Linked DNA regions of Homo sapiens: region 1 is linked to region 2. The links are chromatin loops, found by intact Hi-C in ENCODE. Cell type or tissue: natural killer cell. All regions are shown on one strand. Each heading gives the region's core, and the rest is flanking DNA. Links, peaks and the distances in the headings are about the cores only. Region 1 overlaps C1orf21 (chromosome 1 open reading frame 21). Region 2 overlaps COLGALT2 (collagen beta(1-O)galactosyltransferase 2).

The links. A loop is a pair of places that touch in the nucleus more often than their neighbours do. Peaks named below come from ENCODE experiments on the same cell type or tissue, not always from the same donor. Only the 100,000 strongest peaks of a DNase experiment are listed, where the experiment ranks them.
Region 1: it touches region 2 in a loop (20-fold over the local background); 1 of 110 quality-filtered maps calls a loop at or near these places.

Annotation. Positions count from the first base shown.
Region 1 is chr1:184,487,219-184,494,959 of GRCh38, reverse strand. All of the region lies in intron 2 of C1orf21 (chromosome 1 open reading frame 21), which reads right to left. Among named protein-coding and RNA genes, the nearest start is that of C1orf21, 100 kb to the right of the region's middle. In natural killer cell, for the core only: no CTCF peak of the experiment used is centred there; a DNase peak (open chromatin) is centred at 3,199; H3K4me3 peaks cover 523 bases; H3K27ac peaks cover 2,850 bases.
Region 2 is chr1:183,953,627-183,961,367 of GRCh38, reverse strand. COLGALT2 (collagen beta(1-O)galactosyltransferase 2) reads left to right here. Exons shown (of 12, transcript NM_015101.4): 7 at 6,530-6,606. Among named protein-coding and RNA genes, the nearest start is that of COLGALT2, 80 kb to the left of the region's middle. RefSeq lists a silencer at 5,372-5,536. In natural killer cell, for the core only: no CTCF peak of the experiment used is centred there; a DNase peak (open chromatin) is centred at 4,527; H3K27ac peaks cover 2,837 bases.

The DNA.
Region 1 (7,741 bases), core at 1,107-6,106, 530 kb before region 2:
CTGGGTACAGCTGAGCCCTGGAAACTGAAGTAGGAATTTAACTGTTAATGATGTTCTTTTTATCCCAGCTAGCATCAAACAAATTTGCCTCAAGAAGGTAAAAAAAAAAAAAAAGCAAAAGCAAAAAACATTAATGTAGAATTTTGACCCTATTAATCCTTACAGCCCCATCTTAAAAATCTTTGCTTTCACAATTTTCAAATTTCATTTTTCATTCCATGTTGCTAAGCCTCAGACCATGGTCATTGCTCTAAAACATAAAAACTCTGCCTCCTGCAAGCCACCACTAAAGAGGAGCTTGTATTGGTACAAAATTCTACCTCCCACTGCTGCCCTTAACAGAGAAAACCACAGATACAATATGCTCTAATGAAGCTCATATTTAATCATTCCCCAATATCCCAAGCCCGCCCATATCTCATTATCTCCATTCATACCTCCCTAATCCAGACCACCAACATCTCTTGCTAGGACTACTGAGCAAGACTCTAACTGGTCAACTGCTTCACTCTCTTCCTATAGTCTATTCCCTACGTAGCAGTCAGACCTCATCACTCCCCTGCACTCAAAACCCTCTCCTGACTTCTATTACCTTTAGAACAGAAGCCAGTGTACAGAGCAGTACAGTCCGGCCCTGGACTGCCTCTGTGAGTTTGTCACCCATCACCCTACTGGCACAAGGGCATCAGGCTTCTTCCTGGAATCCACTAGCCAGCTCCCTCTCAGAAATTTGGCTTTGTTGTTTCTCTGCCTGAAACATTCTGTTCCCAGGTATTCTCATGGTTTGCTCAAAGGTCAGTTCCTCAGATAGACCTTCTCTGACAGATGACTCTGAAACAGCCATCCTGTCAACTCTCCATCCCCTTTTGTATTCTCATGACACTTTTCCCTGACAGTACATGTTTGTCTCTCTTTTTATTACCTTTATTACCTGCTAGAATGTGAGCCAAATGAGGGCAATCATTATCATATTACATGTTATATCTCTTAGTAAAATCCAGTTTATAGTATTTGCTCAACCAATAGTTCTTAAATGAATAACTTTAATTTTCAGAGTTCCATCAGAGTTAAAAGCACATTGTCTTTCATTTTAACATGCTGGCCATTTAACAATTGCATCATGGGAAACAAGGCAAGAAACAAAGGAGGAAAGCTGCACTCCAAACTCAAGATCTTATAAACACTTTCAGATAAAAAGACATCTCTTGAGTGACAGAAGGCAATGAAGACTAAAAGGTTAATGAAAAAATATTGTGTTAAACAGCTAACACAATAAATGCAAAAATACTTGGTGCCACATTAAAAATAAAATCCTATTTCATACATAATTTGACAATTTCTTCTTTGGTTATAGATCAAAATCAACAGTGACATTTATACAGTGAGGCATGCATATCTATAGCTGGAAGGGAATTTAAATGTAATTTAGCTTGTCTTGAATGTGGTTTTCAAATGAAAATCAAACGTAGTCTAAATAAAGATTTGTACTCGTGTGACTGTTTTGCAATTTGAAGGAATTAATTAGCTTCAAAGATGTGCTATTTAACATCATGATTTTTCACTTCACCCTTACTCTTTTACCTTCAATGCTTATAGCCATGTACATAAACTTTTAAAATTATTTTTAGATAAAATGTAAATGTACATTTATATTATAGCTTCCAGCACAGATTATTACTATGAAGAAAGCTGACTATAAACATTGTATTCCTCACGGCCTGTGTCCTCTCCAGCAGGCATCTTCCCCAGCTATGGCTGTTCCAACCAAGAAACTTTAATTATGTAACCTTTAAAAAACTGTCAAAGACCATTTTTATTCATAGTTTAAACATGTGTTGTGAGTTACATTTTAGAGAATTTTATATATACTTAATATTATAGCCACAGAAATATAATCCTTTAGAATCTGACTTTCTGTAAATTTTTACTTCTTCTTGCCCTATTATAGTCTGGCTGGACCAACAGAGTACAGCTATATAAGTTAATAAACAAAACCACACTCTCAGAGTGATCAGATCATAGTACAGTAGCTCTTGAGAAAATCAGCAACCTGGGAAATTAAATGTTCTCCTTTTGGCCTAGATTTTGTTTATAACTGTCTTCTATTAGATATTTCATTATCCTTTTCAAACAACAGGACCAATCTACCCTACCCTGACTTCTACCACAAACCTTTAAACAGAAAGCCAACAAATGGAATCCTTCACTGACTAGCAGCAGCTGCACAGCACCAATTTAAGCATCAGTGGATGAAAGATAAATTTACAAACCAGCCAGCCAAGGTGGAAGCAGAGATACAACTCCACACACTTCAAGCTTTCTCACCTTCAGGCTCATGGTAATGTTCTGAAGCTACAGAAGATATTGGTGATACTTCTTTCTAATTTTTCATTGAAAAAGTAAATATCACAATGCAATTAACAATTTGGTCAACTCTGGACCATAAAGCTTTTAATAGCTGAACACTACCACCACCACCATTTTTTTCTGAGAGCAATCAACAAAGCAATAATCATATATAATCTTGCCAATGGCTCCACTGCAGGAAAGAAACTGACACCACACAGTTGAGTGAATTGTCCATAGTGTGGGGAGCAGGTAAATAGAACCTTTGAACATTAGCACTCAACACTCCCATAGCAATCACACAGTTCCACCCACTCACTCCCAAGACGCAGAAACCAGAGCCCACAGAGGTCACCCTGTAGCATGGTTACTCTGTGGCAGAATCCAAATGTAACCAGGTTCTGCAGGCAAGTCAATGGCTTCTCTATAAACTGGGCTCACTGGGCTTTACAGCCACTTGTTTTTGTTTATGTGCTTGTTCTAATAAAACCTTACACAGCACATAGCTCACTGTGATCTCTAAGAGGAGTTATTTCTGTGAAGGTTTGCTTACAGTAGAAAATTTGAGAAAAACTGAGAAATTGAGATTAAAGTTACAAAGAATGAAGATGGCTCCGTTTCAAATTAGTCATTGTCAAACTCTGCATCATGCTTCTGATTCCTTCTCTTCCTAAGAGACTTTACGCCTCAGAATGAAGAGCAAGACAAGGCCCGTTAGCTAAAAATAAACTTGAGATATGGAATTATATCATAGTTATTTCCTATCTTTACTTTTGTTCTCATAGCTTAAGCAACCTCTTGGGTGCAGGGCTGAAAACAGGCAAAATGAAACCAAACCACTTAACCAGTGTCATGTGAGCTAGCAAAGCCCCGAAGGTCACTGTCATTGATGATTCATAGCCTGTGGCCCAGAACTTTGCTATAAGTAACCATAACGGTTACTGCTAAAAACAAAGGAAAAGGGCCGGGCACAGTGGCTCATGCCTGTAATCCCAGCACTTTGGGAGGCCAAGGTGGGCAGATTGCTTGAGCTCAGGAGTTCGAGAACAGCCTGGGCAATATGGTGAAAATCTGTTTCTACTAAAAATACAAAAAATTAGCTGGGCATGGGGGGCTTGCACCTGTAGTCCCAGCTATTTAGGAGGCTAAGGTGGGAGAATCACCTGAGCTTGGGAGGTTGAGGCTGCAATGAGCTGGGATCGTGCCATTGCACTCCAGCCTGGGCAACCAGAGTGAGACAGAACCTGTTTCAAAAAAAAAAAAAAGAAAGAAGGAAAGTACTACACACACTAATGATATCTGCAGGTAAATGAACTTTAAGGAAAAAGTTTTGCTTTTTCTGAATGAAGTTTTTATTCTTCTTATTAAAAAAAGCACTATGCTAAACTTTACTGTCATAAAGATGAAAATGTGCTGTTTATGAGAGAATAATCCAGAGAACTTTCTAAATAAAGTTCACTGATTATTTATACAGCACTTTTTGTGTGCCAGGCATTATTTTAAGTGTTTTATTACTTATTAATTCATTTAATCCTCATAGCATCTTATGAGGTAGGTTCCAATTTTACAAATGAGGAACCTATCAGTTTGGTTCCCAAATTAATATGATTAGCCACTATACCTTGCTCCACAAGTTCTTTCTCAATGTCACCACCTACATAGTTATAAAATGCTTTTTTTTTTTCACAAAACTTCTTTAGAAAAAGGGATGTAGAATATTTGGAAAATATAAAAGAAGTACAAAAACTAACTAGTAATCAGCACCACCCAGAGATAATCATTACTAACCCTTCCTGGTAAACGGTCTCATCTACATAAGGCCATGTTCTGGCATTATTACTCAGGGTTCATAATCATCTAACCTGAGGTGAGGCTGAACACTTAGACAGCTTAAGGAATTAGCATCAAATTTTCTGTTTTCTAAATCTTCACCTAACTGCCAATCCCTAACATGATTCTTACATTGTCTATGTGAGCTTTTAAGTGTCTTGAAAAAAAATCCAGAGTAAAATTTTCAAATATTTAAGACTCCTGCCGTTAATGTGAGATTCTCTAAAGTTATGTCTCCACCAGTTGGTTAAAGTTTCCCAGTCTCCCCTGCTATATTGTATGTGTGGTGTACCTCTAAGCCTTTGTTCTCACTGACTCTCAGCCTAAACCTCCTGCTCTGTCTCACTTAGTTCCTTTGGCTGGTATTCATATTTTAAGACTCAGCTGAGGCTTTAATCATCCTCTTTACAAGTCTTCCCCCACTCCTTGGAAAAAGAGACCTTTTGCCTTATCACCCTATGGTACTGACATTTTCTGTCAAGATGTCCATCTATTGCATCTTTACCAGTTCCTTAAAGGCAGGGACCAGGTTTAACCCGTCTTTACAGCCTCCGTGCCTAGCACAGCACCTAATTCATGCAAGGTAGTCAACGAGTGCTTCTTAGGATGAAGTGAAATGCTAGGTTTTAAATGAAACCAACAAGTGCCAGTCATCAGACTCCATCTGTATGCCTGGGCTAACATTTCTATCAGTCAGATCCCTGTTGCCCTGGGGCTATTTCCAGTGATAGTGCTTTCTCCTCTGGGATAGATTTCACCATTGCCCTGAAAACACAACTAAAGGCCTTCTGGAGATGGAAACATTTGAATTATATTTATCAAAATAAACAGTTGTAGTGAATGATAAATGTTAAACATAAAAGATTCAAGACACACAGAAAAATACAAAGAAGAAATTAAGAATCACCTGAAACTTCACAATAAAGAGACTGCCATCGTAAAAGTTTTGGTGAATGGCCTTTCAAACACTTCTTTTATGCACTCACACAGAATTTTACATATATTTTAAACAAGTAAAATTTACAAACAAGATATGCTGCATAAAATCCCTTTACTAATTTCACTTAATAATCTGTCACAAACCTTTTGCCATATCAATAAATATAGAATACCTTGATCTCTAATGGCTCTATTCCATGCATGTTTCATCAGTGAGAAAGACCCTTGAACACACAGGTTTGCACACTTGTCCAATTACGTTCCTAAGATAAATTCCTAGCACTGGGTCTCCTGGGGCAAAGGGCATGCTCATTTACATTTTTGATATATGTTACTATTTTGTGCCCCAGAAAAATTGTTCTGCGTTGACATTCTCCATTATAGCATGAGACAGATGCCACCTGTTCCTGCCCAATCTGAAGGGTAAAAAATGTTTTGTTTTGCTTTGGGTTTTTTTGCTGGTTTGTTTTTTTGGTTTATTTTATTACTGAGAAGTAGAATATCTTTCTGTACTCTTTTGTCCCTTTATATTTTTTCTCTTTTGAATTGCCTGGCCATGAACTTTGTCCATTTTTCAATTGGTATGTTAGTTCTTTCCTTACAGATTTTGAAGGGTCTTTTTCTATTAGTCATATTAACTTCAGTTGTATTGCAAATATTATTCTCAGTTTGACATTTGTCTTTTGACTTAGTTTATGGTAGTTTACTTTTTGCCAATCAAAATTTTAGATTTTATATAATCACAGTTTATCACAAACTTTTTCTTTTGGTATTGGGTTTTGTAGCATTAAGAGAAAGACATTTTGCAACCTAAGATTATAAATATACTCACTTGCGTTTTTTGTAGTACTTTTACAGTTTCTTTTCTTTTCTTTTTCTTGAGACAGAGTCTCGCTCTGTCGCCCAGGCTGGAGTGCAGTGGCATGATCTTGGCTCACTGCAACCTCCGCCTCCTGGGTTCAAGCAATTCTCCCGCCTCAGCCTCCCAAGTAGCTGGGACTACAGGCGCACGCTGCCACATCTGGCTAATTTTTTGTATTTTAGTAGAGACAGGATTTCACCGTGTTGCCCAGGCTGGTTGCGAACTCCTGAGCTCAGGCAACCTGCTCGCCTCGGCCTCCCAAAGTGCTGGGATTATAGGCGTGAGCCACTGTGCCCAGCCTACAGTTTCTTATTTGACAGTTAAATTTTTAGATTAATCTGAAAAATTCTAATATGAAGAGATAAATTGGGGGATTTCATTTTTAATATTATAATCACAAATAACAGAATATCTTCAAAGAATAAAATGTGAATTGAAATGGTACCCAATTAATTGGTATATCTTTTTATTTCAGCTGCTTATGGATGCATTTATCCCATTACAATCACTGGGGCATCATCTGTGTCTGCTGCCTCTAGCCCTCTCATGGTGCTTTACTCCTTACTTCTACCAACATCTCACTCTGCATGATAAACAAGACACACACACTCATGTATAGATTTATGGTTGATAAGCAAAAAATGTATTTGTTAACCTCTATGGTGGGATTTCTTTTAAACTACACTTTGAAAGAAATGAGGCATAATATTATATTCATCATTCCTGAATCATGCATGTCCTTTGGTCTTTTCATTTAAAAGACAAATATTCACGTATACATCTTACACAGTACAGAAACTGGTCTAGGTCAAACCAGAGAAAGAACAAACCATAGGAACACACATATCTTAAAATCTAAAAGAGATAAGTATTACATGGACAATTGATCATCTTTTAAGTTTAGAGAATTATACATCTACAAATAAACTGATGACGCATTCTCCTCCAGCGTAATCAGAGGAAACCAAGCAACCATTTTCAGAAATGCAAACTGCATAGGTCAGAGGTCTGCGCAACTGCAGGCTGCTAATATGATGATGAGCATACTAACTCAGTGCTTATCATGTGCCAAGTACTATGCTAAGATTTACAAATATTAATACATTTTAGTCTCACAACAGCCCTATGAAGGCAGGCAAGTACTAGTTTTATTCCCCACACTACACAGATGGGAAAACCCAGGCAAAAAGAGCCTCAAAAATTTGCCAAGACTACATGTTAGTGAGTAGCCGAGCCAGGATCTGAAAACAATCTGCCAGATTTTCAGTCTGTGTGCTTACCATAACATTGTATTTCAGTTCCACGGAAAATAGCCCTAATGACCATATTAGAATCTCCAGACATCCTCATTTAAAAACTGAGTCTGACCTCAAGTGGCCAGTTAACAATGACTTCTCAAAGACTTCTGAGCAAATGTTGGTTTGGACTTAATATCAATGTGTTATTCCCAAGGAGGAATCTCCCTTAGTCGAGTCAGCATCTGCCATTGTAGCCACCGTCCCACTTCTTAAGTGAACTGGGGTAGTTTTTAACTTCAGTTTCCCCTTCTATCAAGTAGGGATAATCATGATAATAATTACGTTTGAAAAAGCCTCATACACCGTAAAGCACAAATCCAAGTTGTAACGGTTCAGGGGCAAAATAACCAGTCACATGTAAAGTTCCAAGTGCAGAAGGCAGGAGCTGTACTAGTCTCTACGGAGGACAGCCAGGGCCTAATGAGGCCCAGGGGCCAGGTAGGGGCTGCCTGGAGAGGTGCTCATA
Region 2 (7,741 bases), core at 1,711-6,710:
GAGAGTATAAGCTCTCAGTACACAGAAATGCACGTGTCATCAATAAAGATTTTAATGATTGTAAATTACAAATATGCACACTACCATGCTAGCCAGGTAGAGTTCATTTGAGAAGAACCTGTAAATTATAGCTTTCATCATTGATCTCCCAACACATGCCACCTCTAGTGCTAAGCACTTTACATATCGCATTTTATTTCATTCTTATACTTACCTTCTGTCCTGAATTCTAAAAATATAGAACACAATAGGAGTAAGAAAATGTTGGAAAAATAAAATTTTGAGGTGTATAATGAAGAAATATGGCCTAGAAGTCCGTGTAAGATTGATAAAAAGTTGGTAATGACAAAATCCTATCAGTCAAGTATCCTTCTCTAATAAAAGATTAACTAGGTGTTAAAAACACTTTGCATAGTGCCTAGAACCCAATAAGCAGTAAATAAATGGCTGCTAATAGTGTTGTTAGACTATACTGATTGAAGAATAGGAACGGGGTGTCCAATATTTTGACTTCCCTGGGCCACACTGGAAGAAGAAAGATTGTCTTGGGCCACACATAAAATATACTAACACAACAATAGCTGATGAGCTAAAAAAAAAATCACAAAAAGAATCACATAGCGTTTTAAGAAAGTTTACAAATTTGTATTGGGTCACATTCAGAGCAATCCTGGGCCACATGTGGCCTGCGGGCCATGGTTGAACAAGCTTGCATTAGTATATGCATTTTGTTCATGAGCAAACATAGAATGCCTGTAATGTATGCGTCTTCTCTGAAGGTACTAGGGATTCAAAACATTTTATGATCAATTCTCTGTTTTCAGGTATGTATGATTTAATAGGAGAAACAGACAGATGTTAAAAAAACACTAACAACACAGTATAGCATTTTGAGAAAGGAGAAAATATCAAAGAAATAGGAATTTGGGATAGAGAGAGATTGCTATGGCCTGTGTGATCCAGGAGAGCCTCAAGTCCTAATCGTTCTTAGGCTAAGCTTGGGTACAAGTGTAAAATTTAAACAAGAAGAGTGGTATGGTGAGGACACTACAGGCAGAGGAAACAGACCAAGAAAAGACGAAGTATTCTCATGCTGAAGGAGAGCTGACTTAAAACAGTAGGCAGAAATAAAGTTCGAGAGGGTGGAGTGGCTTCATTGTTGTAGTCCTTGAATTCTTCTTCAGCTAAAGAAGAATTCCTATCTTAAGGAGCCAATGAAGGTGTTAGAAGAGATAATCAGGCTGTAAGGATTTATTCAACACATACTGTACCCCGCAGATTGTTCAAGATGCTGGGCATAAAGCAGTGAACAAAACAGGCAGAAGCCCTGCCATCAGGGAACTTATATTCTAACACAGAGAGTTAGACAATAGACAATATATCTGGGAAGCAGCCATATGAATATTTGGGTGAAGAATGTCTCAAGTGGAAAGAACAGCACATGTAAAGACTGTTAGACAGGAAAAGCTTGGGGGTGTTCCAGGGACAAAAGGCCAGCATGATTGGGGCATAAAGAATGAGTTGGGTCAAGGGAGATGAAGTAATGGAAGAAGAAATGTCCAGATCACACCGAACATTCTGGCCATGGTAAGGAATTTAGATTTTACTCCAAGAGTAATGGGAATCCGTGGAAGATGGGGTGGGGCAGAGGGGGCATGGCCTGAAGTGACTTGTGCATTTAGAAGGATCATTTGGGCTGTGGTGAGGATACTAGATTGTAGGGGACCAGTACCTCTCTCCTGGTGGGACATGATGGTGATTGGGATGTGAGCTCTAGCAAGGAGTTGATGAGAAACAGACAGGTTGAGGATATATTTTGGTGGTGGAGCAACAGGACTTACAGAGACCTGAATGCAGTCCATGAAGGAAAGAAAGGAATCAAGATGAGTCCAAGATTTTAGCCTGATATGCCATTTACTGAGATGGGAAAGACTTTATAGAAAAAGACTGGGGGTTGGGGAGCTAGTTTTGGTCACGTAAGTTTAAGATATTTAATAGGCATCTAAATAGAAAGGCAGAAGATAGTTGGATATATAAGTCTGGAGTTCAGGGAAGAAACTCCAGCTAGAGACAGATATTTGAGAATCATCAGCATCAGAAGGATATTTGAAGCTGTGGAACAGTCTGAACTCATGTAGTAAAAGAACACAGGATGAGAAGAGGACAGATCCCTGGGGAAGACAAAACAGCCAGAGAGCTAGGAGGAAAAATTGAGAAGTGTTTCAAGACGGAGCCAAGATGCTGCTGAGAAGCCAAGGAAAATAAGGATAAAGAATTGGTCATTGGTTCTGTCAAGAGAGAGGTCTGTGATGACCTTGACATGGGCCACTTCAGTGCAATGATGAGAACACAAATCCATTCAAGTGGACTGAAGAGAAGCCAATGGGGAGATGAGAAAGCTGAATCTTGATGGGATGGGGAAATGGAGAAATCCGATGGAGGCTGTTGGGGGTAAGAGGTCAAGGGAAAGGTTTTTCTGGTTAGGTTGTTTGTACTGTTTTTTTAAAAAAATAGAAATATAACAGTATGTTTTATGCCAGTCACAAGGATCCAGTATATAAGGAGATCTTGATGATGTAAAAGAGAAGGTAATTATAAGGTGAAAACAAGAGGGTTTTTGTCCTGGGTTGCAGCCCAGAACAATATTGCAGAGGCTATACTAGATAGAAACTTCATCTACTGTGGCAGATGGGATGGCAGAATGTATTGATACACATGCAGTTTGGTTTGTGGACTTGAGGTGGATTGAAAAGGTAGATCTAATTTGATTTTGAATATTTTCTTTCTGAAGTATATAGGCCAGTCAGTCATGAGCTAGACAGAGATTTTGGAGATTTTAGGAGAGAGAAGACAAAAGATACAATCTCTCAAAGAGTGGGAAAATAAATTTACTATGAAAGGACACTTACATCATTTGGTGGTGTCAAGTGCCAATTTGACATCTGTGATTGTAGCTTTGAAGTGACTCAGTCAACACAATTGTGTATGTTTCTCCCAGTAGTCCTCTTGGTGCTGAGTAAGTGGGCAATGGGTTTAACCAGGATTAGGGTTTTATCAGGCATCAGTGGACGAGAATTGAAAATCTTGTGAAGGGGATGGTCAGGGAATTTCTGAATTGTAGACTGGAGTTTTAGAAATCAGAGTTGAAGAATTTGAGTGAGGTGGGAGAAGGGTTATGACGACAATGACTAACACTTATTAAAAGCACTGTGCCCATCTCTTTTCATGTGATAACTCATTTAGTACATTAGAAGCTGCACAGAGAATTTGGGGATGTGCTGCCTTCGGGAGATGAATGACAGGAGGCCAGATCTTATAAAGATGTTAGATTTAAATGGTCTATAAAGCATGAGGAGATTACTCTTGCAAATTACAGCATAAGGTGATAGGAAGTCTCAGGTACCTGCTCTCAGTATTGACATTTTGAGACAACAGTACATCATGTAAAAATTATTAAGATAATTGGACTTGAAGTTATGTCTAAAACTGAGTTCCAGCTCTGCCAATCACTCAGTATTTGACCTTGGACAAGTCTACATCTGGCTTGGTCTCAGTTTCTTTATTTGTAAAAAAAAAAAAAAAAAAAAAACCACCACAAAAAAGTGAAGATAAAATTACATGGTGACTATGAAAACACCTAGCAACCTGTTAAGCCCTTAAATATAGTGTTGAGTGTGACTGTTACAGTTGAGAACAGAGCTGTGCGGCGGAAGATTATTTTGACAACAGTGAGCATGATTAATTAGAATAGGAAAGACTGAGAGCATGTAAGTGTTTGAAAAAAATCAAAAACAGCCCAGGCATAGTGGGTAAGGACCCAAGCTAGGCTGCAACAATGGAAGAAGTTCAGGAGAAATTATAGAGAAGAAGCGGTAGGATTTGATCCAAGTACAATCTATCATGTACTATTCCAGACATGACTGGGCTTAAATGAGCTACTCTGGACCCAGCCCAGTTGCCTGGTTGGCTAATACCAGTGGCCACCAAGGACTAGCTCTGGGGATGATGTGGAATGGGAATTAAGAGCTCCGGTAAAGGAGTAGGACCTAGGTTCAAATACCAGCTCTATCAGCTCTGTGATCTTGGGCAAGTTATTTAATGTTTGTTTCCTTGTCTATAAAAATAGAGACACTCATACATATCCCATGGTACATGTGAACATTAAATATATGTGATTATATATGTCAAGTATATATGTGACATATATATATATCACTCACAGAACTCTGGGTTCTGTGAGTGATAAGACCTCTGTAACAATGGCTGTAATTATTCACATTAGATCTTGAAACTATCCCGAAAGCAATGAAGCCCATTGTCCCAAGTGGCAGTACAGGGAAGGATTATTTCCAGGAAGGGATTTAATGAGAGACCAGATCAATTATGAAAGATGGAGTCAGAAATGACTACAAACAGAAGCCAGGATATACCTAACCTTCAAGTCTGTTGTCAGCAAAGATACATCCTTCTCCCCACAGACTAAGTTTCTTAGGTCTGACTCACTGTATCACTTCCTGTTTTCCTCTGTGGCTTACTGCTGCCTTCAGTGGCAAAACCCAAGCACACTTCTCTGATATTTTTGCTCAGTGATGACTTTCGGGAGCCAACCACTTGTGGCTTTTTTTTTGCAACACTTGTCCTGTGAATGCAATGACTGCCTATGTTTGATGGAAACAAAGTGGCTAAAAGCAGTCTCTTTGGCTGAAATGTTAAAGCCACACAGGCCATGTGAGTCCAAAGGAGACCAGCAGCCTAGAATGGGTAACTCAAAATATAACATCTTCCCAAGTCTCAGGCCCCAGGAGGGAGAGTGAGACAGCTCCTCAGACAATATCATGAACAGGAGGAAGCTGGTACATTAAGCTTCTTTCTCTTAAAAACCTAACCGTGTACCTGGTGGACCCTCCCTATTGATTTTAAAAGAAACTAATAAGGAGTGGAGTGGAGCAGAAAGGACCAGAATATTCTCGGCTGCTATTGGGAAGACAAAGACATGCACTGCATATGCACAGAAATATGACTGTAAGTGTCAAGTTTGAAGTAATGAGACCAGCTCTTGTGTTTGGCCTAAGAACTCTGTCTCACTACGTTCTAGAATTTCACATCATTCGCCAATAAGTAAAATTGGATGTCAGGATTTCTCTATAATATTTCAGTGAAGTTAAACAGATCATACCCTTTGGACAGTATCTCAGGATGGGCAAAGTTATGCTGGAATATAAAAATCTGATTGGCTTCATACAACAATGGCTTATTTCTTGCTATCCAAGTCTGCAGAGCAGGTGTCTTTCCTGGGAGCTGCCCTTCATGTGTTGATGCAATGTTCCAGGCTGCTTCCAATTCACATCTGCTATCCATATCCACACATGCCGCTATGAGCACAGTGGTGGGACCAAGGGCAGTGTCGGGGGAGCCCTTGGAGAGTGGAGCAGCAGCACCACACTATAAACTTTCCCCAGAAAGTCATATAGCCCTGAGTAACTTCAAGGGCAAGAGAGTGTATTCCTCTCCTGTGCCTGGAATAGAGGTGAACAGATACGTTACAGTAGTCATGGCCATTACCCATAGTTCTTTCAACAACCCAGTTACCAGCTATCATTTTAAATTTTCTTTGTATTATCCCTTTAAGGAAAATCAAATGAGGACTTTGAATTTGTATAATACTAAACATTCTTCGAGGACTTTGAATTTTTATAATACTAAACATTCTTCAAGGCCTTTTCAGGTTTCTTAACCAATATTACTTCCAAACTTTAAAATACATAGTTTGCAAAGGAAGCTTTTTTAGAGTATCAAATAAATAAAACTTTCATTATTGAAGAAGTAGTGTCACTCCCAGCTGGAATCTTCCCATTAGACATGGGCCAGCTCTCTGTGGTTAGATCCTGTTAAAGCAATGGACCTTTTGCGCACCCACACCTAAACCTGCCCAGGTGGGATAAAAATAGTCCCCCACTTTGACAATTTTAAATGCAGAGAAAAAAGTGTTTTTCAGTAAAAATTCTAGCCTATTTCTGAGCTCTTTCATCATGGGCCATAGTAAGTAATAGCTAAGAGTTGTTGAGCATTTACTGTGTTAAAGTGGTGAGTGCTTTGCACGCAGGTCTCATTTAAATTTTATAACACAGATACACTTCTATTATCCCAATTTTACACCAAAGAAATGAGCTTAAAGAGGTCCCCTAACTCTCCTACTCCTTCGCAAACCAAGGTTTGGACCCAGATCATCCGACTCTGGAGCCCTTCCTCTTAACCATTATCCTAAACTGCCTCCCAAATATTCTTGAAATAAGTCTTAAGGGAAGTGGAGCAAATGTTGCAATCTCCATATAATCAAATGCTCCTGAAACCAGTGCCCTGACCAGCAGGGTTCCTGTGTGGCTACTCAATCCTGGAGAACTGCTGCCATTGTCCCCTGCCCTGTATTTCCAAGTTATATTCCAACCCTAGAGATCAGGCATGCGGATGGAATTCTGATTTCTGACCCTTTCATTAACAAAGCACTCTGCATGTTTCTTGTGTCTTCCAGTTGACCGTCCTCCAATGGAACCCTCCCAGTATGTCTCAGTTGTCCCTAAATATCCAGACAAGATGGGATTTGATGAGGTAGGAAAGGTGTCTATATGTGTGTGCACATGCACGCGTGTGCAGGCTTGTGTGTTCATTTTGGAACACAAGCCTGAGCTTGCATCTGAGAGCCAGCAAGACTGGCTTGGCTGCTGAAATGGCTCTGAGGTCTTGGGAAAACTACTTGGTTTTTGTTGTTCTCAGTTTCCTTATCTTAAAAAAAGGAGTATCATGATAAATGTAGTTAATCATTTACTTAGAAAGAAATTACCATTTAGTAATGAAAGTGAATTTGATATTTTCTAGGAGCAGATATTGTGATATTTTTAATCAACCTTTTTATCAAAATTCAAGAGTAAGATACAGAGGATACATGTTTTAGATATGGAGGACTTTAATTTTATTCTGCCACATCTGAGCAAGTGGAAACTATTCTGGAACTTTCTGTGCTTTCTTTTATTTCTACTATTCTTCCATGGAAAAAGGTTAGAGAGCAGGGTTGAGAGGACAAAGAAAGAAAAAAAAACATATTTGTTCTAAAATTCTGCCTTTCAGCAGGCAAGAACTTCCTAATAATATTCTAAGGGTAGTATTTATTATTAAGTTTTAGTTGTATAAAGAATGAAGCAGAAATATTAAGAGGTTCCCCTCCTGGTAATATGCGTAACAGATACTTGGCAGGGATTGTGACTCCACATCACTGACTCTCTCATGGGTGTCCCCTGTAGCTGCTGAACAGTATTCAGAAGGAGCTTGGTGGTCTAGAAGCTAGGGCAGTGCCTCAGGAGTCCACAAACTGAGAACTCTTCCATGGACTCTGGATATGTAACAGATCAGGCTTCGAGCTTGGTGCTAATTGCCACTGATTAATCGAAGGAAGATGCCTTATTTATCACATGGTAACATATACATACATATATGTACATGTCCCCAGAGTACAGCCTTCTCAAAGGGATTTGACGCTAGAACTGGGAATTAAGATTTCTTCCGTAAGACTGATTTGGAGCTATACTTCAGGAAGGGGGAAAGAATATTTCATGATTATTAAGTGGGGAAGAGTTAACAGCTACTATGGTATTTCCACAAAGGGCAGAATGAGAAGAGATGAGCTGCATGTAGTAGAGAGGAATAAGACTCATTTGCAAATAGTTTTTAAAAATGATCAGGGCTATAG